Linked DNA regions of Homo sapiens: regions 1 and 2 are each linked to region 3. Evidence: chromatin loops called from intact Hi-C (ENCODE). Cell type or tissue: A673. All regions are shown on one strand. Each heading gives the region's core, and the rest is flanking DNA. Links, peaks and the distances in the headings are about the cores only. Region 1 overlaps CCDC102B (coiled-coil domain containing 102B). Region 2 overlaps CCDC102B (coiled-coil domain containing 102B). Region 3 overlaps DOK6 (docking protein 6).

Region 1 (7,598 bases), core at 5,099-7,598, 640 kb after region 3:
AAAATAAAAAGAAAAAAAAAAAAAACAAGAAAAAGTATTATGCTAACATAAAGATACCTGATATTTGTTTGATTTTATTTTCATTTTTGAACGGAACCATTTTTGATTCTACAAAGGGGAAGAAGTACAATTCCTCCTCTGCACAGGTGGGTTCACAGTGAAGCTAAAAATGTCTCAGGGCACATCTCTTGTCTAGTTCTCTAACAGGACCTTGACAGAAGTCCTGGCAGAATGTAAATATGATCACACGTGTGCTGAAGTGCAAACACACACTTTATTATAAGTGTGTGTGTGCTTATAGCACAATGTGTGCACTGGGTCACAGCACTACAAAGAAGAGGGCCGCCTAATGGAGTCTTGGGGTTAACCTAAAGGAATGCAGAGGACCATATATAAAGGTTTCATTGAGTCAGATTTTTTTTTTTTTTTTTTTTTTTTTTTTTTACAATTTGGGGATAAAGAAAAATTCGGAATAAAAGTAAATATTTGAAATGAGAAAACAATTCGCAAATTTTGGAAAGCTCACAAATACCATTAAAAAATCACAGAAAACATAATAAAAATCTAGAAAACATAATAAAAGTTCTAGTAATAATTTAAAAATAACTAATACTTTTTCCTAGCTTTTTGGCTTTATATACTCTAATCAACTTTTAGTATGAGAGCGATATAGTAATATCATTTTTCATAGATAGCATTTAGTCTTTTTTCCAGACTTTTTCCAAAAGTTGATCATTTTTTGACAATGAAATTGAGTAAGCTCACAATTTAACACAAAGGTCTATTTCTTATTTGGAATATTCACTCTTTGAAGTTTCTATCCCACAAATGTAGGTATTCTTAAAAAAGTATATTTTATGTAATTTTCATTTAAATGTATGGTGCATTATCAAGTACATTTCAGAAATGGGAGAACTTTCATATTGACTACAAATACATAAGAAACAAATATAAAATATATTTCACTATCTACAAACTGTATGTAGTCTCAGCTCAACTTCAACTTGGCAAGATCACAAATATTTCCTTCATGTCAATCAGAGAAGGAAGTAAGAATATTGGGTGAAAAGTCAGAGTGGAAACAGACAGAGATATTAACAAGTGTGTTTCAATTATCTTACGAAAATTGCACAAAAACACATGTGATCATATTTACATCCTGCTAGGACTTCTGTCATAGTCCTGTTAGAGGCCTGGGTAAGAAAGGGGCCCTGAAACTCAAACTTTTTTAGCTTCACTGTGAACCTACCTCTACAGAAGAGGAATTGCACATCTTCTCCTTTGTATAATCAAAAATCGTTTCGTTCAAAAACAAAATTAAAAATAAATCAACCAAATATCAAGTATTGTTATAAGCACAATATCTTTTCTACAATACATATAAAAATATTTTAAGTCAATAATCAATATAAACAGTAAGTTAAATAAAGTGTATACTTCCATATCCATGAGTTTTGCATCCATGGATTCAATCAATCTAATATCAGAAATATTCAGAAAAAAAAATTCTATGAGTTCTGAAAAGCAAAATTTGAATTTGCCAGGTGCCAAAGTGCTATGTTGACTCCACATGAATGAAATGGTGTGTAGGAATTATAAGTAATCTAGAAATGGTGTATTAGGAATTATAAGTAATGTAGATGTGATGTAAGTATATGAGAGGCTGTGCATAGGCTATATGAAAACACTATGCCATTTTATGTAAGGGACTTGAACATCTGTGGATTTTGGTATCTGCAGAAGATCCTGGAAACAATCCCCCACAGATACCAAGGGATGACTGTTTCATTTCAAATTTGAAATTACAAACTAGAAGCACACATAGCTGTTTCACTGCTAATAATAAACCTAGTAAAAGAAGAAAAAAAATGAGTGGGAAGAAACTGGCATTGCAGCAAGAACACTTAGGTCAAGTTGTGGCTCTTTCAGTAAGATTGGTGCATACAATCAATACCTTTGATGTCTGTACATAGTGGGGGAGAGGGAAGTGGCCACACCTTCCGGGAGAAGAAAAGAAGGCAGGCGACCTGGTCCAATCTCCTTTTCAACACGAAGAATGGTCTTCTAGGTAAAATGACTAATGCTGTTTAATAAGAGGAGGGTCTTTAAGGAATTGTCTTAATTGAATGTCCCTGTAAAGACTTCTGATAAGAAAAAATAAAACAGAAGCTTTGGATTTATGAACATTAGTCTCTGGAAACTATCCCATCATCTGAAATATAAAATAAAGATATTTCATAGAATGAATGCTCCCCACGGTGTAAAACATTGCCATTGTGTGAGGTAATTACCTGTGTAACTCACTTAGAGACTTCACTCCTTATATATTTTTAGTCTACTTTTATCATTATCCTCAAACTATTAACTGTCTAGACTAATTAAATATGAGCTGTTTTCTTTTGATTGTGTTTTAAATTTTAAAATGATGTTGCTTAACTTAACCTCTCTTTTTCTTCATGTTACTACAAGTAGATTCTGAAAAGCCTACATTTATTTCATAATTCTTATAATAGTCTTAAAGTAAGTCATCTCAGTGTTCTGAGAGGTACCTTGACAATGCCTATAAATTATCCTCTAGTAGTTTAATTAATTCCAACTTATGTAATTCAGTGCTTATATTATTCTTAATTATGTTTGTTTAAAAGGTCTTGAAGGTACTTATATCAGCAAAGTGGTATCCCACATGCTTCATTTTTATATTCATTTGCAGAATTCTACTATGGTGTTTTATCTGCCTCACTCTTTGGCCTGATAAGCTAATTTATGTCATGCAAAGAACAAGCTGAACAGATTTTCATAATGGATAAGACTTCATCCCAGTACCCTGGAAAATCTAAAATCCTTAGGGATGGAGGGCAGTAGACTCATTTACTAATAAAAGACAAGTCCAGGAAGTCAACTACTCACCTTACACTATACCATAGCCTCTGTTTAGAAAGGTAAGCATTTATAGCTATTAAGAGAAGTGTTAGTACAGTGCTTCATTCATTTAATATTAATCACAAATATTAAGCATATTTATTCATCATTGAGTACGGAGAGGTGAATAAGCAGACATGATCTATATCCTCATGAAGCTGACAGTTCAATGGGGAAGGCAACAGTAAACAAATATAAAAATAACCACACAGTTTGATAAAGTCTTTTAAAATATTACGTGTTGCTTTGAAAAAAATTAGGAAAGGAAACATACTTTGGACAGAGACTATTTTTTTAATGAAGTGATGTATAAACTGAGGTTAATCGAAAGGTGTGGCTGGTGTAGGAGGGGAAAGAGGTCTGAGGTGTATGATATTTTCAACAAGGAAAACAGCATGGACCCAGCCATTGAGCAGGAAGAAGTTTGGTTCCTTTGATTAAATGAATGAAAGCCACTGTAGCTAGAGGTAAGCGTGGGCAGGGGGAAATGATAAAGAAAGGACAAAAGAGGTGTGGCAGAAGTGAAACCATGTAGGCCATGATGAATGGTACAAGGAGAAAACCTTCTCCACTCAAAACATCCATCCCTGTGGATGGTCAGCTGCTCTCGTAACACTCTTCAGACTCCAAGTATCTTTCCCTTCAACCACCTAGAAGGAAGAGGGAATTGGCAGGTTGATGAGTTTAAAAGACGAAACTCATCACAGGTAGCTCTAATCCTTCCTCTCTCCCAATTTCTTTGGGAAATATATATCTTGAGAAACACTCATTCTGCAGTCTTTCTCAAGGACATAGGACAGAGTGAAAGAGTTCCATGGCGGGGAGAAAAAAACCCTTCCACTTCCCAGCTCTCCCGATGTAAGCCAAACTCTCAATATGAGAGATTTGGATTAGAAGTCCCACTTTCCCTTAAATATAAGCCAAAGTCCTCAAAATATATTTATCAACACTAATGAAAGCATATCTTAATTAATGCACTTATTAATAAGATATGATATTAGTAAGTATGGCTATACGATGTAACATATTGACTCTTGCTGCAGAAACTAGTTAGATGCTTGCCAAATCAATTTTCTTTTTCTTTTGGGTTATACAGCTTAAATGCATTGCTCAACATGCCTTGCAATTATGTATTGCTATACAAATGAGTACTCATCTGTGAATTATAAGTGGAAATAATGTACGCTACTCCCAAGCCTGGCCCATATAAATTATCCTTACATAATCCTCCTTTCTCTCTTTTTTCTAATCTCTGATCAGATGGCCTAGTGTCCAGCTGAGTGAACCTCTGAGAACCTGAAGGACAGCAGAGTCACTGGATAGATGGAGAAGGCTGCCCTCCAAACACAGGTAGGGCTATATGTGAGTCAACAGTAATCACCTATTGGGTATTACTTACTGGAATTTAGGGTATTGCTTGTTACAGCAGTTAGGGTAGGAAAGCGTGCTGTCAGTGGGCATCCACTGAACCATCAGCCTGTGATGGTTTAGGCAGGTGAATGTGGACTTCCTTGGACTGCTGAATTACTTGGAAGGCAGCTATCCACTGAGTAACAGATAATTCACTGAAGTGTTTCAAACAATGGGCTAATACGATCCGATGTAATGTCTTAGAAATATCATGCTGCTTGGTGGTGTACAATGAATTTAATAGGTCAACAGTGGTGGTAAATAGACCTGGAAGGAAAAGGCAAGGAGATGATAGTGGCCCTGTCCGGGGAAGTAGCAAGGATGGAAAGAATGATGTGAGATCCAGTTTGGAGGCAGAGTCGATAAGATACATTAATATTTATAGTCACTTCTATGGAATAATTTTTTAAGCCACAGGAATAGCAATAAGAGGCAATGTTTCAAAATTAGCAGTAAGCTCAGAACTGCGCTAATATTCCACCATACACCTATTTCTAATAACTATCTTCAAGGACCTTGCCTTGATGTACGCAGAATAGCTCCTATATGCCATATGTTTTAAAAAGATAAGGTGTGAGTACAGAATTTTAGCTACATACCACTAGTAATTCTAATTTTCTATTTTCTCCCAAATCAGAAAGGTATTTTGAGGTGTTTAAAATAAGGCTTCAATGTAAGCCATAAAGGGGCCCAACAATGCCTGTGTCTCTGAAAGTATTTATAAATATTTATGAAATAATATTATAAATTATAAGCTACTAGGCACATTGTTATGATCACAAAAAGATGACTTATTAAGAAAATATATTAGAACATTCCAAGCAAATGCTCACAATGTTCAAAGAAAATTAAAAGTTACTTTTTAAAAATTTTTTACCTTGAGACTAATTTTTAAATGTTAGCAAGTATTCTCACATGTGGCAAAGAATCTCTTCCATTATGGAAAGAATCAGAGTCACTGACTGTTAAAATGAGGTGCCAGAATTATGAGTAATCAATGTTACCTACATGAATGTTTGATCCTCTAGACCATGAAATTTCATAAATGATCCTTTCCACACACTCAGAATTCATAATTTAATTCTGAATCAATATAGACAGACTTGCAAAGGAAAAGCTGAGTAAGTATTAAATTCAGCATGGAAACAGCACTTTGGATATAATTACCTCTACTATGCATTGTCTTGGTTGTATTTTAAACACTTAGATTTTACAATTAAATTCTTATCTTTTCTCTTCTCTATATGTGTCAGTAATTGAAGAATGATTTCCCTCTAAAAGCACACCAGACTTTCAAATGCATTTTTACAATTCTAGGTCTATTAAGCACATCTGTTTCCAACTTTAACAATTGCTAATCTTTCCATCAGCAGTTCTTAGACAGGCATGTATTTGCTTTTAACATTTTAGGCATCTACAACAGAAATTACACTTGTATTCAAACATTCATAGAGATGATGAGCTACGATAAATGCAAAGGTCATTATCAGAATTGTTGAGGAAAAAGGGAGTAAGAAAGAATAATTTACATGAAATTTTAAAGAATGAATCATGACACACCTTCTGATTGTCAATCAACTGTACGGAGACTTTGAATATTTTACTCTTATACTTGTGCTACAATACTATTTCTAAATATAGCCTAAAATTCTTGTCTGTTATAACCCATTATAAGAAATGATTAAACAAAGAATATATAAATAATTAAACTCATTCTAAGTAGTATTGTTTGTTTAGTTTTTAAACATTTTTAAAAATTTCACCTTATTTTATAAAAATAATTTAAACATATGTATATAACACATTTATTCAAAAAAACATAAGAACATCAGAAATGTATGTTAGGAATGAAAAGACATATTTTTAAAAAATTTCCATATAAATAATTCAAACAATGTTTCATCTTTATATTTATAAATTTTCAATGTCTACAAAATTTTACATTCACTGCCTTCATTATTCAACTTTGTGGTTCATTTAACTGAAATATGCACTCAAAAGACAAATTTTTCACAATTTTGAGGTTTCTCCTGTTCTGAAACCCTATCAGCATTTTATCTACCAAAAGCATCATATATGTATTAATACATATTTCTGAATGGTCATCAGATCCACCTTACACTGTATAATGTCATACTTTTATTTTTTCTCTCACTTACTTTGCTACCAAAAGTCATATTTGAATATAAAACATTAAACCTTTTCAGATACACATATTGCTTTTTAAACCAACTCAAAAACTTGACTTTTTCAGTATATTTGCTACATAAATGTTACTCAAATAAAGGTTTATGAAACTAAGAGGAAGATTAACAAGTCTGTGCTGCACACTAGTGGCAAGAGGTAGTAAATGCATTCTTTTTTTTACTTAAATTTTACACTAATTGCATCTTAAATATTAGCTTTTTCAGTCAAAATTCGAACCCATTATATTATAGAGCACATAAACACACATTCTAAACATAATGTGTTTTTGTGTCATGAACTATTTTTCCACTATACATCAATGTATTGTGAACGCCATACCCAGAGAGGTTCCTGTGCATAGAAATACTATGGATCCGTATATCCATGTATATGTTTGTGCACAGACGTATACATGTGCATACCTTATACTTATATTGCACACACACCCACTAAATGTTAACTCATGTAAAAATAGTCATTATTTTGCCCATTATTTTTCTTTTCTTTACTCATTATTCTTTCCCACACACTTATGTAATACCATGCTTTAATACACATAACATGTAAAATATTACTCAAATAATAAATGGTAATAAATCATCGAAATGGGAAACGTTCATGATGGCATTTTATTGATGAAAATGCAAAAGAAAAGTACCCTGGCAAGTGGCTGATCCCAAATAACTACAATGTCGATATGAAAAGAACCTCAATATGCCTGAGATAAATTGATATTATCAGGCTGCTTCATGAAAGAATAAGATAAAGTCATTTATGATAGATGGTGTGCTATCAGAGGATATCTTTAACCATCCCCTCTAATGTGCCTAGAATGGGTATTAATTGTGTCATGTAGCTCATCATTAACCATTTAACTATCAATATGGATATCAAAACATCATTTTTATATCTTAAATATATAGAATAAGATTTTTGAAAATAAATAATGACCAATATAAAACTGACACAAATGTGTAAATAAAAACAAGATGTCATAGAGTCTGAATTTGACCAAGCCCACTATTGACAAGTGATTTCAAGTATTACTCTTATAGAGGAAATTCCAATTTTTAACCTCCCTT
Region 2 (8,161 bases), core at 2,648-5,147, 560 kb after region 3:
TTCTGATCCAATCTAATGAAATGGATCTTGAGCTTTCAACATCCATTCAGTGTCCTTTACAGGTGGGAAAAATATATAACTTATGGCTGCTGACTTTTAGCTATGACGAGTTGAAATGTGTTTGATGAAAATCCTCAATAGCTCATTGAGCACGTATTCCTGGTCTCCAGCTGACTGACTGCATTGCCTCTCATCACCACTTCAGAAAGGCACACCTTTTCTGCCGCTTTGTCATGCTCTCCAGCTTTCCACCCTAATTTCTCCATTGCTTCTTCTAGCATTGAGGTTAGATACCACGACTCCTCATTTCAACTACTTTCTTGCCCTACAATAATCCATTGTCCCCCCTCTTTAAAATCCAGCTGCCAAGAAAAGCAGCAGTTTTCCTCTACTTAAAAGCATTAAAAAGGCTCAAGTTAATTAAAAAATTTACCCTACTACCTAACGTAACGATTATTAAATTTCTAGTTTTTTGAAAAGATCACATTCAAATATCTTAAAAGAGTAGTTTGTAATAGTTTCTTCCATTTCTTCCCTTTCCACTCCAGTATGGGTTCTTCGCCCTATTTCCTCCCCTCTGACAAGCTCTCACCAAGCTCACCATCAACTCCTGTATCATAAATCCAAAGCATGCCTTTTATTCTTCATTTTATCATCTGGCATGGCTTGACAGAGGTAGCCACGTCCTCCTCCTGCACTCAGTGTTTTTCAAGCCTTATCCCATTCTTCTGCTTTTCTCCTTTTCCTTTTGATGATCCTCCTCAGCTTCGTTTGCCAGCTCTGCCTCTCTAATTATCAACTGTAATTTCTAGGGATAAGGATGAGTCTCGTATTTGTTCTTCCTTCACTGTCAATAGCCTTTTGCCTTCCCATAAGATTGTTTGCCACCTGTGGGTCTAGGATTCTGAAATCCATGCTGATAATCCAGGCGATGTCTCCAATGTCCTGATCCGTATAGTACTCGAAACCGTAACTTAATAACTGAAATGTGTTGAGTTCTTAGTGTGAGCCAATATTGAGATTAAGAGCTTTCACTAATTTATCTATTAATCCTTTGAATACAGTATAATCACCACTTTACAAATGAGGAAAATGAGGCTTAGAAAAGAGAGGAGCTCAAGTTCACACCTCTAACAGATGGAGTCCAAATTCATACCAAATCCCAACTTCAAGTGCTTGACTATCATCTAACTGCCCAGTGTCTGTAAGTTAAACGTTTTGTGTGCTTCAAATCAGACCCATCTGAAGATGACTGAATAGATGTTTCCACCAAAACAAACACTCCCTGTAAAAAATCCATTGCTCTTTCAGTGTACCAATCTCATTTACCTCTGTAAAAAGCACCACTTATACCTAGTTACACAAGCAGCTCTCCCTCCTTTCTCTCCCTAGATACTGGTCACTCAACTATCTGCAATATGTAAGACCCCTCTTCTCCAATGAACTTCACAGTGCATTGGGTAATTTCTGTCTTGGTTAGTATTATATCCCCAGAAGTGGGGAAAGTATTAGCTACTATTTGATTTTCAAAAAAGCCTAGTTAACTTATGGGCTATTAACTATCAATATTATATCATGCATAATTGTTGAAATTTAAATCAATCAATGTCATTTCTAGGAATTATTTGGCGTCTTCCCAGGTAGGGAAATTTCTACCCAATATAATGTCATATAATGAATAAAACAGAACAGCGTATGAAGACAGAAAACAGGGGAGGTAAAAACTATTGACTGTTAGGTCTACACTCTACGGGACAGAAACTAAATTTATCTGATTAAAATGGTATCCTCTATCTACCAGATTGCCCTTGCATTGTAGCTGCTCACAAGATATTTGTTGAATAAATGGATAAATGCTTAATTGAAGATGACTTTCATATGTCGAGCATTATGAATGTGTTATATGCATGATCTTATTCAATTTTTACAATATTCTTATGAGGACATTTAATTTAAAAAATTCTGGAACTTAATGAGGTTAAAAATTATTTCCAGATTATGGAGCCCATCTACATCTACATCTGACTCTGAAGCTCACAGTCTTTCTCCTGCACCATAACTACTTTCCGTTACACATGCTTACTCCATTTACCACAGACTCAAATATTTCCAGGTAGAATTCACAATCAAAGTTTCAAACAAACTAACTTTTGGCTCATTTATCGTATAGGCTTTGTATAAGATATTGACTAAAGAATATTATCTGACTTGTAAAAATCTAATCAGCTAACATTTTTATCTATCCTAATTAACGTATACCTGATTTTCCCATTTAGTGCTTAGGGTAAACATTTGTAAATCTTTATTTAGAAACAAATCATCTATATGGTGCTTCATTAAATCAATATATTCCATAAAGAATGATGATGAACATAAATCAAATGTGAACACACCCTGGAAGGAAAACCATTTCAAAAGTGAATTCTAACTTCACAAATATACGTTACAAAAAGGGCAGTGACACAAAGATATTCATTACATAATGAACTTTAATAATAAAAATCATTTGTGGATATAATGGCAATAGTGACTTTGGAGATAGCTTAATGTCACTGTCATTCATGACTTTTAATATACGTGAAATAACAATCAGACATCCCTTAACTTCAAGTCAATTGAACAATTATGTCTATTGCAGGTGTTTCTAAAAGAGAATTATATTCCATTTAGCTTCTGCCTCCTATAAAATACCTTTTTATAAAATTATAAGAGTACATACTAAGTCAATGAAAAAAGATAATAGAAAATTTCAACTCTAATGGATTTTTAAAAATCATTATAGGTATTTTATTTCATAAACTGATTCATCAATGCTTCTGCAAAAACATAATAGACAATTTAGCTTTTTTAAAGGCAGAAGTAGTCATTAAAAAATTATAAATATTGAGATTATATTTGATTAAACTATATTTGATTAAATCTTAGTTACAGATAGAATGTATAAATATTTCTAAATACTTTCAAGTTGCAAAACTTTTCTTGTTCTTGCATATTGAAAAATATTTATTGTTACACTATTACATCAAATATTTAAGAAAGAATCATGAAATATTCCATTAACTTTCCTACTGCATGTTAGCAAAAGCCATTATCTATCCATCTTGGCTTCCTTTGTTTTCATCCTAATTCCAATTTTTAATATTTTGCTAATTTATTATCCCTGGTGGAGAAAACTCCAAAATGTATAAATATTGATCAGAATATTTGTCTTGATTTGTTTATAAAAAACAAAAGTGTCAAGTAAGAGGTTGTTTTATTGTTTTCTTTAAAAAATGTCTCAGAGATATATATTGATAATATACTCCTCAAAATAACTGCTTATTAGAACTGTCTATTGTATTGGTGTTAATGACTGAATGTTCATCAGGGGGCTTTTTGATGATTCATCAGGCAGAATCATCATTGGCATGTACCCTTATAAAACAGCTGATATCTTCCCAAACATCTACTGGCTGAAAATAACATCTTCCACTTTTAAAAAATTAATACTGCTCATCTGAATTAGTAACCACCTATAAGTACAAAATGAAACAACTTATGTTATAGCTTAAAGCATTGACCCATAGTAGGTACTCCTAAAATAAGAATAAAGAGGTGTTGCTACCACAAAGCAGGCTTTGTGGCCAAAATGTCATAAATAGAAACTGAGAAAAGGAAAGGCAAAACTAATTTGCTGACTTGGTGCTTCCTTTTTCTAATCTGATGTCACCCCCTACCCCTCAGTGGAGGACATGACAAGGAGAGAAAAGTAATGAACAGACTCAGGCCTCCCCTTTTGGGTGTGCTGTGGTTCTAGCCCCGTCTGTATATTTGAATCACCTGGAAACAGGAGTCACCAAAAAAGGTGCTGATACCATCACAGCAAGCCAGATTGATTTATCAGACTCTGGGGAGTGGTATCTGACTGAGTATTTCTGAATCATCTCTCCAACTGATACTAATATGAAGCTAGGTTTGAGAACTAACGAAGAATAGTTTTATACATATTTCTATATATTTTGTAATACATTTTGTCAGAGAAGTTGTAGATGGTGGTAGGATAGGAAGACCTGGTAGAATGCTTTTCCATAGCATAATTGGAGGGCTGTCGTTTTTGAGAACATTGGTTCTTCCATGCATCCTTTCTGAGTGCCTTAGTGCATAGCAGTAGCCCCTAAGGTGTGGTTTGTTGGCCAGCAGCATTAGTGTCAGCTGGGAACTTGTGAGAGATGCAGATACTTAGGCCTGTCACAGACTTGCCCAATCAGCAAATCTGGGGGTGGGCACTGGTAAACAGTATTTTAACTAGCCCCCTGGGACTCTGGTAACCCACTAAAATTTGAGAAGCATTTGGCATAAGTGTTTGTACAACTCAGCTAATCTCAAAGGGATCAAGAGGATAATTTATTTCTTCAGTGCTTAACAAGAACCTTGAAGTGAGGACCAGCATGGGCTTGTGTGCAGACGGTGGGAGTCCATGTCAGGGAACAATTGTTCAGGCCTATTGATAAGTCCCCTGAACTACCTATCTCCCCTCACATAGAAATTCTTCTGAAAAGCTGAGCATCCAGAGGATTTCAATGTTGCACTTTTGTTGATACATCCAACCAAATCTGGGTGTAAATGGGTGTTTATTAGTCCATTTTCATACTGTTATAAAGAACTGCCTGAGACTGGGTAATTTATAAAGGAAAGAGGTTTAATTGACTCACAGTTCAGCATAGCTGGGGAGACCTCAGGAAACTTACAATTATGGCAGAAGGCAGAGAGGAAGCAAGACACCGTCTTCACAAGGTGGCAGGAAGAAGTATGGTGGAGGTAGGGGGAAAAGCCCCTTATTAAACCATCAGATCTCGTGAGAACTCACCCACTATCACAAGAGCAGCATGGGGGAAACTGCCCTCATGATTCAATTACCTCCACCTGGTTTCTCCCTTGACACATGGGATTATGGGGATTACAATTTAAGATGAGATGTGGGTGGGGACACAAAGCCTAACCATATTAGGTGTATAAGGAAAATGTAACCAATGGGTACCTAAAAATAGAGATCTGATAAGTTTTGGGGGGGAAGAAGGGAAAAGGGGGCTGAGACGCAGAGACTGTACCACAGCATCAGAAGTTTTAAGACATATTGTAGTAACATAGGCAGTTCAGAAACTTTAATCCTACGAGAGTTCCTTGGTTGCTAATGATGCTACTTACAGCCATAAACATAGAATGAAACAGGCATTTCAGGAAAGTATAATAGCTGTGGGACAAGCAGCAAGTTTTGCTGATGATGGCCACAGATCCCTTGCATAGTTGGTAATTTAAAACCATTTCCCATAGGATCCATATATTCATTATTATGAACCTCTTAGCTGCAAATGCAGGCTAACCATGTCTCAGATGGAATGTGATCTGTGTTGGTGACTACTCATGTGTGATGTTGTTTTCTAGGTGATATAAAGACAACAAGCTTAATGCAATTCTGTTACCAAGGTCGCCACTAACTCTCTTTAATTTCTGGCTCACAGGAAGGCAATATTCAAACAATGCTTTTCTTCACTCTTTAGTGTGAACCTGTGTTTGAATACTTGCTTCTTGTTACATATTCTCATAGGATTTCAGGTGTCTCATCTACAAAATGGGGGTGATAAAATACCTATCAGCTAACTTTTTATGATGTCATATTCACACCATACATAGCACAAGGCATTGCACATACTATGTGCTCAATTCGTGGCAGTTATTTTAGTATTAAATAATAATATTATTTATTAAATTGATTTCAGTAAAATAATTATGTTGGTGTCATACACACTGTATAGTTTGCATAGGTATTTTATTACAAATATATAAAAATACATATATACATTTTTGTATAGCCTGATTTCTGTAGTGTACAATAAATGTACATTTCATATACATTTTTTGTATACACACTAAGTACCTATATTTGTGCCTGGAAAAATTTTCTTGGGAGTTACATAAATTGCTAAATGATTCCCTGTTTTTATTAAAACAGGACAGAATGGTAAAAAAAAAACTGTATGTGTATGTTTCTGTATGTTTATATTTATATGTTTTCATTTAACAGAGATTCTCCATGTCCTTTTTTGGAGTAGAAGGCAGTATAATATAAAGGAGGAAACAGGGGCTTTTGAATCACATTGACCCATTCAATGTAATATATTGAATTTTTTTTATTGCAAGCCATCTAAAAAGGCAACAGAGATCAGAAGGCTAAGTAATGTCAGACTTGAGCAAGTCACTAAGCCTTTCTGGCAACTTCCATGTTTGTAAAATATCAATAATAAAATTTATACCCAAGATTATAGTTAAGGTAAACCCACATAGCAAGTATGAGCAGCTGGCTTATAATAGGTGCTCAATAAATATCCTTTCCCCCAATGGGAACCTTATTTGTGTCCCTGCTCCATGAAACCGGACTCACCTGGACAAAATCTCTGGGTACAGGTGAGGAATGGGTTTATAAAAACAGAGTAGCAACCTGGGAGAGAAGAAACCGCAACAACTAAAGAGGGAACACCTGAGGCTTCAGAAGGCATGGGGAGAGAGATCCACCTGAGTCAAGCAGCAGGCATGGCTGGACCTGCTGGGCCTTTTATCATCAACCACAGCTCATGAATGCAGACTTGTCTTGTGCATGCACAAACGCACAGACTGGACAACCTTGTTTCATTTGAACTGATAAAAATTCAAGTGCTGCTTCTGACTCCCAACTGGCCTTCAGTTATGTATGCATGGCTATTGAATCTGCAAATATGTGGTGATTCTGTTCTTGAGGCCTAAACAAATCAACATAATACTGATCCAAAACAAGTTCAACAATTTCCAAACTAGGGTAACCTGTGTCCCCTCTGAGACAGCATAAGCCGTATATCAGCAATTCTTGTATGAGTTGCAATTAACAACCCATAATCTACATCTTGGCTCAACAAGGAGAAAGATATGTAGTCATCAACAATTTCTGCTGTCTTAATTAACACTGTTCAGGTGGAGCAGTGCATATGAGCCATAAGATGAGAAGTGAAAATGAATGATTATCTGAAATAAGACACACTACTTCTTCTGGGGGCTTATTCAATAGGCTGAGTGCAGGATTCTGGTGTGCATGGCTGAGATCAATATTGCTGATTGGCCTCATACTGCTGATCAGAATTCTGTTGATAATAGCACTAATCAAGTGTTGTATGAGACAAACTGAATGAAATCGGACCCAGTCCCTATCAGAGCATCAAATCCAAGTCCCAAGAGTAGTGGTGTTGTGTTAGTTGTTGCTGTAACAAATTATGACTAACAATGGTTTAAACAATACAAATTTATTATCTTGGAATTCTGGAGGTCAGAAGCCTGACATAGCTCTCACGTGGCTACAATTGCAATATTTTAATAGGCTCTACAGGAGATTTGCTTCTTTGATCATTCAAGCTGTGGCAGAGTTAGTCCCTTGTGTTTGTAGGATTACGCTCCCCATTTCTTTGCTGGCTGTCAAGCAGAGGCCTTTCTCTGCTCTTAGAGCCTGCCTGAAATCCTTGGCTTGTGCTCGCTTCTCTATCTTCAAAGCCAGCAATGGCAGGTCAAGTCCTGCTTATTCTACTGCCAACTCGATTGCCTTAATTTTCTATATTTAAGGACCCTTGTGATTACACTGGCCCCATGGAGATAATGTAGGGTAATCTATATATGCGATGTTAACTGATTAGCAGCCTTCTTTCCACCTGCAAAACTCTTTTTGACATATAAGTAACACACTGACAGTTCCAGTGACTAAAATTTGGATAGCTTTGGAAACCATTATTCTGCCTACCATAGACATACAGTTAATCAGGCAAAGAGAGAGAGCTTGTGTGGGGAAACTCCTCTTTTTAAAAACCATCATATCTCATGAAACTTATTCACTATTATAAGAACAGCACAGGAAAGACTTGCCTCCGTGATTCAATTACCTCCTACTGGGTCCCTCCCACCACACGTGGGAATTCAGGATGAGATTTGGGTGGGGATACAGCCAAACCATATCAAGGACTAAGGCTAGAATATTGGAAGAGGCCTTAAACGTTTCTGTGTATCACTGCTGAGGGCACCTCTGAAGTAGCTAGTCCTGTTCATAACTAAGTAGGTGAAGGTGACCAGGGCATGACACTTTTACAACATCTCATCTCTGGATGAGGAG
Region 3 (8,161 bases), core at 3,395-5,894:
CTCCAAAAACTATTCACCACTTCAAAACTGTTCTTCCTAATGTATTTTAGAGGAAATATATTGGAAAAAATACTGCTGTTTTCTTCCATCACCTTCTAAAGAAATATTAACTTGTGTCAGCTAATAAAATATCAACCTAAGACATACCAAATCGTGTATGGCCAAAATTACAAAATTCATGAAAATCTGAACAGGGCTTTCGATATGCATTAGAAAGAGAAGGATAAGGAAAAACCTACAAATGTAAATTTTATTCTGTAATTAACAAAAGAAACAGGACTCTAAATGAAGTAAAATAGTAATGCCAATGTGAATGGGGAAGCCAGGCAAATTTCTGAGGTAACCTATAATCGATCATGGTGACAATACTGGTATTTTGGACCCCTTCCCCTCAAAAAAGCTTAGATTTGTAGTACCGTCAATTTCCATGGTGTACACACTTCCCCACTATGGCTGATTTCAAGCTATTAATTTGAAATCACTGCAAGTACACAGCACTATGGAAACGGGCTTACCCTCCCTGCCCTGGCCCATGGTCCATCACTGGTAGGAAGATGATGGACCTTCAGTACTTGGAAGTGGACTGTTTATCCCTATGTGAGCAAGTACAAAAAGAGCTGATGAACCTTTAGTATTTGTACTGACAATTTCTTCAGAGTCTGAAAAGTTTTCTGGAAGAGATTTTGAAAAGTTGGGATTCAGAACTATGCAAGTATTTAAGCTGGACAAGGTGGGTGGGGCATCAACCTATGGCCAAATCACCAAATATGCTGTGATCCTTTTAGAAACAATCTAACTAGTGAACTTGTGTTTCTGAGTTCAGCCGTGGTTCTTTATGGAAACTCTCTCAATGCACCCACCTATCTTCCATTTAGTAGAAAAGTTCTATGTGTATAAAACTTAAGCTACAGCTCTGTGAACCCTATGGACTCCATCAATAAGAGCTGAGCCAATCAGAAACCTGAGCCTATTTCTCTGTTAATATGGTCACAGATCAATAAACAGGAGTTCTGGCTGTAGTAGTACAGGTAGCAGTGACATTCACATAAAAGGAAGTGACACAAAGAGAATAACATAAGTGAATCATGATGATATGGTATGGCTGTGTCCCCACCCAGATCTCATCTTGAATTGTAGTTTCCACAATCCCCACATGTTGTGGGAGGGACCCGGTAGGAGGTAATTGAATCATGGAGGCAGGTTTTTCCCTTGCTGTTCTTCTGATAGTGAATAAGTCGTACAGGATCTGATGGTTTTATAAAGGGCAGTTCCCCTGCACTGCTCTATTGCCTGCTGCCATGTAAGACAGGACTTTGCTCCTCCTTCACCTCCCCCCATGATTGTGAGGCCTCCTCAGCCATGTGGAACTGTGAGTCCATTGGCCCTCTTTTTCTTTATAAATTACCCAGTCTTGGGTATTTCTTCATAGCAGTACTAAAACGGACTAAAACACATGACAAGAACGTTGAGGCAGCAGCACTATGGCCTAATGAGCTGGTGGCACCAGTGGGGAGCAGGAAGCATTGATGGTGGGTAGCAGCCCAAACAGAGGGAGGGAGACCCAGTGTTAAGACTGAACGTTTGTGTCCCACTCGACCAGTTTCATATGTTGAAACCTCAGTTCCCAATGTAATGGTATCTGGAGACTGGGTCTTTAAGAAGCAATTAGGGTTAGATGAGGTCATGAGGTTGGGGCCTTCATTATGGGATTAGTGCCCTTCTAAGAAGAGACACAAGACAGCCCACCCCCTTTCTCTCCCCTTGAGCACAAGAAGAGGTCATAGAAACACACTATGAGATTGTGGTCATGTACAAGCCAAGGGACAAGGCTAGAGAAGGAAACCTACCTGGCCAGCACCTTGATCTTGGACAGTCTACCTCCCATTACTGTGAGAAAGAAATTTCTGTTGTTTAAGCTGCCCAGTCCATGGCATTTTACCATGGTTCTGAGAAGACTAAGACATGTGGGCTCGATGTGAGTGGAACATCAAGGCTGTTTGGGACCCTCAGAGAACCTAGACTGTGCCTACACCAGAAAGAGTTTTTGTGAAAGCATTTGGGGAGTAACCCAGATGAGTGGGAAGCAGAGGTCAAAAGCGAAAGCAAGATGCTCCCTGAAACTCTGAAAGATGTCAGGCAGGGCAGAGATCTTCAAAATGTGGAGGGGCTAAGATCTCCCGCTCTAGAATTGGAGATCCAGAGTCCAAAGCTTTCCAGCTGATGAAATAACCTGTTACCTGCTTCTCAGGGCCTCTTTCCTGACTCTCTCCAGAAATTGCCTTGCATAACTTCTATAAACATCGATGGAACATTCCTCAGCAAAGGGGTAAACATCTAAAGTCAGCACTAAAAGTTTAAAAAAGGAACTTTTGGTTATCTCATATTAATGAAAATAATAAAAGGATAATCCACTCACATCAAAGTATAAACCTGGAAAAAGTAAACCAGAGATCAGATTCCTTCCAGCTCCTCACACACTGGGGGCAGATTTTGCCCCAGTTGTCCTCAATGAAGCCTGTGATCTTAGTGACCTCCTCAAATCTAGAAATGCCCCTTTTCAGTCTTTGATCCCTAATTTATGACCACTGGATTTATAAAATAGAAAAAGGTGAAAAATAGGTAATTTGAAAGACTGTAACAGGACATTGAAAAGTGAGGGCTGATACCCCCCAACACACACACACACACAGACAGACACACACACACACACACACACACACACACACACACACACACACATATCCTATCAGTGCCAAGGCTAATTGTAGACAGAAATTATTGAATCAGAGATAAAGACAGCAACTGACACCGTACAGGTGCATCTTCCATTCACTCTCCTCCTTTCCCCTCTTTCTATCCCAACAGGCCCTGACAGGAAAGGCAGGGTTGGGAAACTTACAACCCTAAAGTGGAGCAGAAAGTAGATCATCATTAACATACAACAGAAAGAAGAAAGAAAGGGGGTGAAAAATAAGGATGAAGAAAAATATAAAATGTCAAACAGGAAAATAGGTGTATATAAACCGCAGATGGTATTTCCATAGCAAACACTCATAGAAATGTAAACTTTAAAATGAAACCAATGCTATTTTTAAAGTAAATTTCCTTAACATTGTTAGTTAAAAAGAAAAGTATGCTGTGGTAGGTTTAAGATTTACCAATAAAAATTCCTTCATTGAATAAAAAACTAGCCCAGAGAGACATAACCACCACATTTGTTGAGTGAAAAATTAGTATTTCCAGACTTCTCTGTGTAAAGTTTCACTTGATAGATTTGAATAAAATAAAACCTTCAACAAAATGTGGGTTCAGCCACTGGCATTACAATTTGATCAAAAGCACTAAATTTCAAGTTTGAGAAAGTACACAATGTAAGTTTCCAGAATACATTTTAGATCTCCATTCTGGATGGCAGATTTATTGTCTAGGTTGAAATAGTGAACTTCTGTGAACATCACCTCACACAGGAGAAATAGGAAAAACTAAAAAATAGAAAACAAAAACCCACACTACTGTCTTAATTGTCCCATTATCATTCTTACTAAGACTTTTCATGAATTTTAAAACTGTTTCTCCTAACGTTTTCTAAAGTACCTTCAGATTAAACAAAAACTAAACATGTATAATTTTTTCAACAGCTTGATCAGTTTATATGTGTTAATTTACTCTTAATTATAAATATGTTCTTAGTAAAGCTAATGTTTAAAGATATCAATAAAGGAACAAGAAATGTCTATACTCTGCAAAAGAAGAATGTAGACATTATTACTTATAATAATAATGAGTATAATAATGTTACATTATATATTAAAAAAGGAACTGAAACCTTTTTACCTATGAAATATCCTATTTTCCCTGCTTCATATGTGTTATTCATCCAAGAAGTGGCATTTATAGACCAAAAGAGAATGAGTAAATAATACTTATAGGAAGATCAGGTATATTTCAATAAATGAAACATATATTAATAAAAAAGCTTAGTTTTAGGGGATACTGGGAGATATACATATACACACACACACACACACACACACATATATACGTATACTATATATATGGATATATACACACATACATATATGAGCCTTAAATGTCTGAAGTCTGCAATGAGACAGAAAATTCTATTCAGAATGATTTGACTAAATTTTCTTCTTACTAGAATGGACAGGATATGTCTGTGTTAAAATTCTTCCTAGAAAACATTCTCTCAAAATTTCCTACCAATTTGTATTGCATTCTAGAATCCCTTAGACATAAACACATCATCTCTTCTCAAACCGAGTTGAATGTTTGAATGTTTACCCTTCACTCCTCTGAAGGATCTTAGAACAAAATGGCACAAAAAAGGATTAAGCCTTCACTTCTCAAGCACAGACTTGGGATCAGTGAACAATTAGGGGATTCAACTGCAGGATATCCTATGCCCTCTTGCCTTTATTCTGCATCCACGGGACAGAGTGAAATGGCCAACTGAATGAGGCAATGCCTTTGATGGTCTGGGGTAAAGGACCTTTTCTTCTTTTTTAATCTCCTATCTGTTAAGAGACTTCATAAAGCACATTAAAATATATTTCTAAGAAAAATACATATATATGATATAGAAAGCACTAATAGATCCAACACATCTAAAATCACGACAAATTTCTAGCAAGGCTTTCAGCATGCCCTCTCACTTGCTGCCCTTGCTCACCATGGAACCACTGGGAATCCAGGAGCATTGCTGTTGCATCATCTGTTGAACAGTTGATTCCACAAATCCCAAACCAAATCCCAAAGGGATGTGCAAACGATCTACTGTGAAGAGACAAGTGACCCTCACTATTAGTGGACTCTGTATTTGCAAATTCTCCTACTCGTTACAATGCATTTGTAACCCCCCAATCAATATTCACTGCACTTTCTCAGAAAGAGAAAGGGAGAAATCTGAGTCACCCAACACACAAGTTTCCCAGCTGAAGCCCAGCAGGTGACGCTCTTCCTTCCTGTTCCAGCTCTCTTAACTATAAACAAGTGTCTTTTCCAGAGTTCTATTTATTAGTCATGATTTCCACATTTTTGCACTTTTTGTTGGCGATGTCACCATTTAAATAACTTCTAAGCACAGTGCTGAAGTGCTGTCCAGGACTCCTAAGCAGGAGAAGGCTGTGGTGCACCTTAAGGAGAAAATATGATGAGATAAGCTTAGCTCAGGCATGAGTTACAGTGCTGCTGGCCGTGAGTTCAATGTTAATGAATCAAGAATATGTATTACATAAGATGTTTTTCAATAGAAACACACTCAAAACAAGTTTCTGTATTGATCCATGGGTAAAAATGTTGTGACCTGAGGCTCTGAGAACCCAACCCTGTATTTCCTCTAGGAGCAATGGTTCAGTATTACTTGATGACAAAGCTTAAAACCCTTCTAGATTTTGCCATATTAGTTATTTGATTCATTGAACAAATACAAAATACAAAACTCGAAAACGTCTGAAAGTATTTTAGGACAGTGATATAAAAGAAAGATAGCTTCTAAATTTAGGCTTTGTTCCCATCAGCAAAAATAAATCAACTGAGTATCTCTATGCAGGCATACGAAGCTGAAACATTTATTTGGATTCCTTCTATAAAATAAGTATCTTAGTTACTTAAAGCAAAGAAAGCATTGAGTCTTTTAAAGACATATACGTATTACATAGAAACCAGTTAATCAAAATGCTTTATAAGAATAACATTTCAGCCAGTCTCGGATTTTAGAGACCTATTGAACATTTAATTATTTTTTTTATGGAAAGGCTCAGGACTTAGGATTTATAAATTAAGTGAACAATAATTCAATATATATTAGGGTCACAATGATATCCACTAAGAGCAGGATCCCTCAACTTCTTGCTTTCTGACACAACAGATAAATAAAACATTAGGATTCATTGTTAAACTGTTAAACATCTTTGCTAATTTAAAAAATAAAAATATGTAGATATTTAAGTTATTCAAACGAACAAACCCAGTTTGGCATATAGATTAATGGATGGAAAAATTATATTAATCACTAAAGGAAAGCAATTAACAGCGGAGATGCCACAACCAGTATGAGAAAACCGCAAAGACTAATGCATCTCTAACCCTTTCCGTTTCTAAATTTCGTTTAGGCAAGCATGAGGAAAGCCTGCATGCCTGCTAAGGCACTGTTGTAATTAAGCAAGTCTATCCTGCAAACTTACTATCACAATCTGGAGGGAACACTTTCTTGAGTTTTGAATGGCACCTGCAGTTCACTGAGCAGAATGGAGTTACAAGGACTCTAGTGTTACAAGGGATCAGAAGAAAGCAGCAGCCAAGAAAAGCAAAGACTAGAGAGGAAATCAGCAGACAACTGAGTACTTCGTAGTCTGTCCCAATGCTATGGAAAGATAGATGCTCATTCCTTCCAAAGAGGCTGAAACAGCTTTCAAGAGAGTCAAGAGAATGAGTCTTCTAAGATAGATGGGGCCTCAAAACTCTTTCATCTAATAACATCACTGTATCATTAAAGAACAGCAATTACTCCTTTTATGGCAATTGTGAATGAGAGTTCATTCCTGATTTGGCTCTCAGCTTGACTGTTGTTGGTGTATAGGAATACTAGTAATTTGTGCACATTGATTTTTTGTATCCTGAGACTTTGCTGAAGTTTATTAGCTTAAGAAGCTTTTGGGCTGAGACTATGGGGGTTTTCTAGATATAGGTTCATGCAGGGATATGGGTGGATCTGGAGGCCATTACCCTTGGCAAACTAACACAGGAACAGGAAACAAAACAGTAAATTTTCTCACTTATAAGTGGGAGCTAAATGATGAGAAAACATGAACACATAGAGTACAATACACACTGGGGCCTGTCGGAGGGTGGAGGGCAGGAGGAGGGAGAGTATCAGAAAATATACCTAATGGCTACTAGGCTTAATACCTGGGTTATGAAATAATCTGTGTACCGCAAACCCCCATGACACAAGTTTACCTGTGTAGCAAACCTGCATTTGTACCCTTGAACTTAAAAGTTAAAAAAATAAAAAGAATAATAAATAATTTTTAAAAGAACAGCATTTAGTAAATTACTGCAGAGGTTCTTTTAAATTACAGAACTCATATTTCTTATATCACTTTTTTTATTTCATCCTTTTTCATATAGTTTCTTATTTTATAGAATAATTTTTATAACAGAAGCTCCTAGCTAGCAGAGATATACATAAGGATGCATAGCAGAGATATACATAAGATACACAAACTAAAACCTCTAAAATGGATCATATTTATGCTGCATGAAATATTAATTTGTTTTGTCATTTCCAATTTTACTATATAATCTCACTTTGGTAATGGGCAGCTTCAGCCTAGAACAGAATTGTTTTTCCAGCATATAATGTCATGAGGACACTTAATGTTCTAAATTCCATGGGATACAAACATACATGAAGTTAATTTTTCTTCAATTCTTTCCCCAAAATATGCTGTAAGAAAATTGTCAGTCCCGTTCTATTTATAACACTTGGATGAACCCCTCTCTAGTTTTCTGATAATTTTCCATTTGGAAGACTCGTGCCAAGCCCAGTTTAAAATCCCCATCAGTGCACGTGCAATACCATTCAGGACATAGGCATGGGCAAGGACTTCATGTCTAAAACACCAAAAGCAATGGCAACAAAAGCCAAAATTGACAAATGGGATCTAATTAAACTAAAGAGCTTCTGCACAGGAAAAGAAACTACCATCAGAGTGAACAGGCAACCTACAGAATGGGAGAAAATTTTTGCAATCTACTCATCTGACAAAGGGCTAATACCCAGAATCTAAAATGAACTCAAACAAATTTACAAGAAAAAAACAAACAACCCCATCAAAAATTGGGCAAAGGATATGAACAGACACTTCTCAAAAGAAGACATTTATGCAGCCAAAAGACACATGAAAAGATGCTCATCATCACTGGCCATCAGAGAAATGCAAATCAAAACCACAATGAGATACCATCTCACACCAGTTAGAATGGTGATCATTAAAAAGTCAGGAAACAACAGGTGCTGGAGAGGATGTGGAGAAATAGGAACACTTTTACTCTGTTGGTGGGAGTGTAAACTAGTTCAACCATTGTGGAAGACAGTGTGGCGATTCCTCAAGGATCTAGAGCTAGAAATGCCATTTGA

The links. A loop is a pair of places that touch in the nucleus more often than their neighbours do. Peaks named below come from ENCODE experiments on the same cell type or tissue, not always from the same donor. Only the 100,000 strongest peaks of a DNase experiment are listed, where the experiment ranks them.
Region 1: a loop joins it to region 3, with 3 times the contacts of the local background. A loop is called at or near these places in 4 of 110 quality-filtered maps.
Region 2: it touches region 3 in a loop (2.7-fold over the local background); 3 of 110 quality-filtered maps call a loop at or near these places.

The regions. Positions count from the first base shown.
Region 1 is chr18:68,846,519-68,854,116 of GRCh38, reverse strand. The region is part of intron 4 of CCDC102B (coiled-coil domain containing 102B); the gene reads right to left. Among named protein-coding and RNA genes, the nearest start is that of CCDC102B, 52 kb to the right of the region's middle. In A673, for the core only: a CTCF peak has its summit at 6,645; a DNase peak (open chromatin) is centred at 6,636.
Region 2 is chr18:68,921,019-68,929,179 of GRCh38, reverse strand. The region is part of intron 6 of CCDC102B (coiled-coil domain containing 102B); the gene reads right to left. Among named protein-coding and RNA genes, the nearest start is that of CCDC102B, 130 kb to the right of the region's middle. In A673, for the core only: a CTCF peak has its summit at 3,715; a DNase peak (open chromatin) is centred at 3,709.
Region 3 is chr18:69,481,756-69,489,916 of GRCh38, reverse strand. The region is part of intron 1 of DOK6 (docking protein 6); the gene reads right to left. Among named protein-coding and RNA genes, the nearest start is that of DOK6, 85 kb to the right of the region's middle. In A673, for the core only: a CTCF peak has its summit at 4,941 (motif pointing right); a DNase peak (open chromatin) is centred at 4,976; H3K27ac peaks cover 1,024 bases.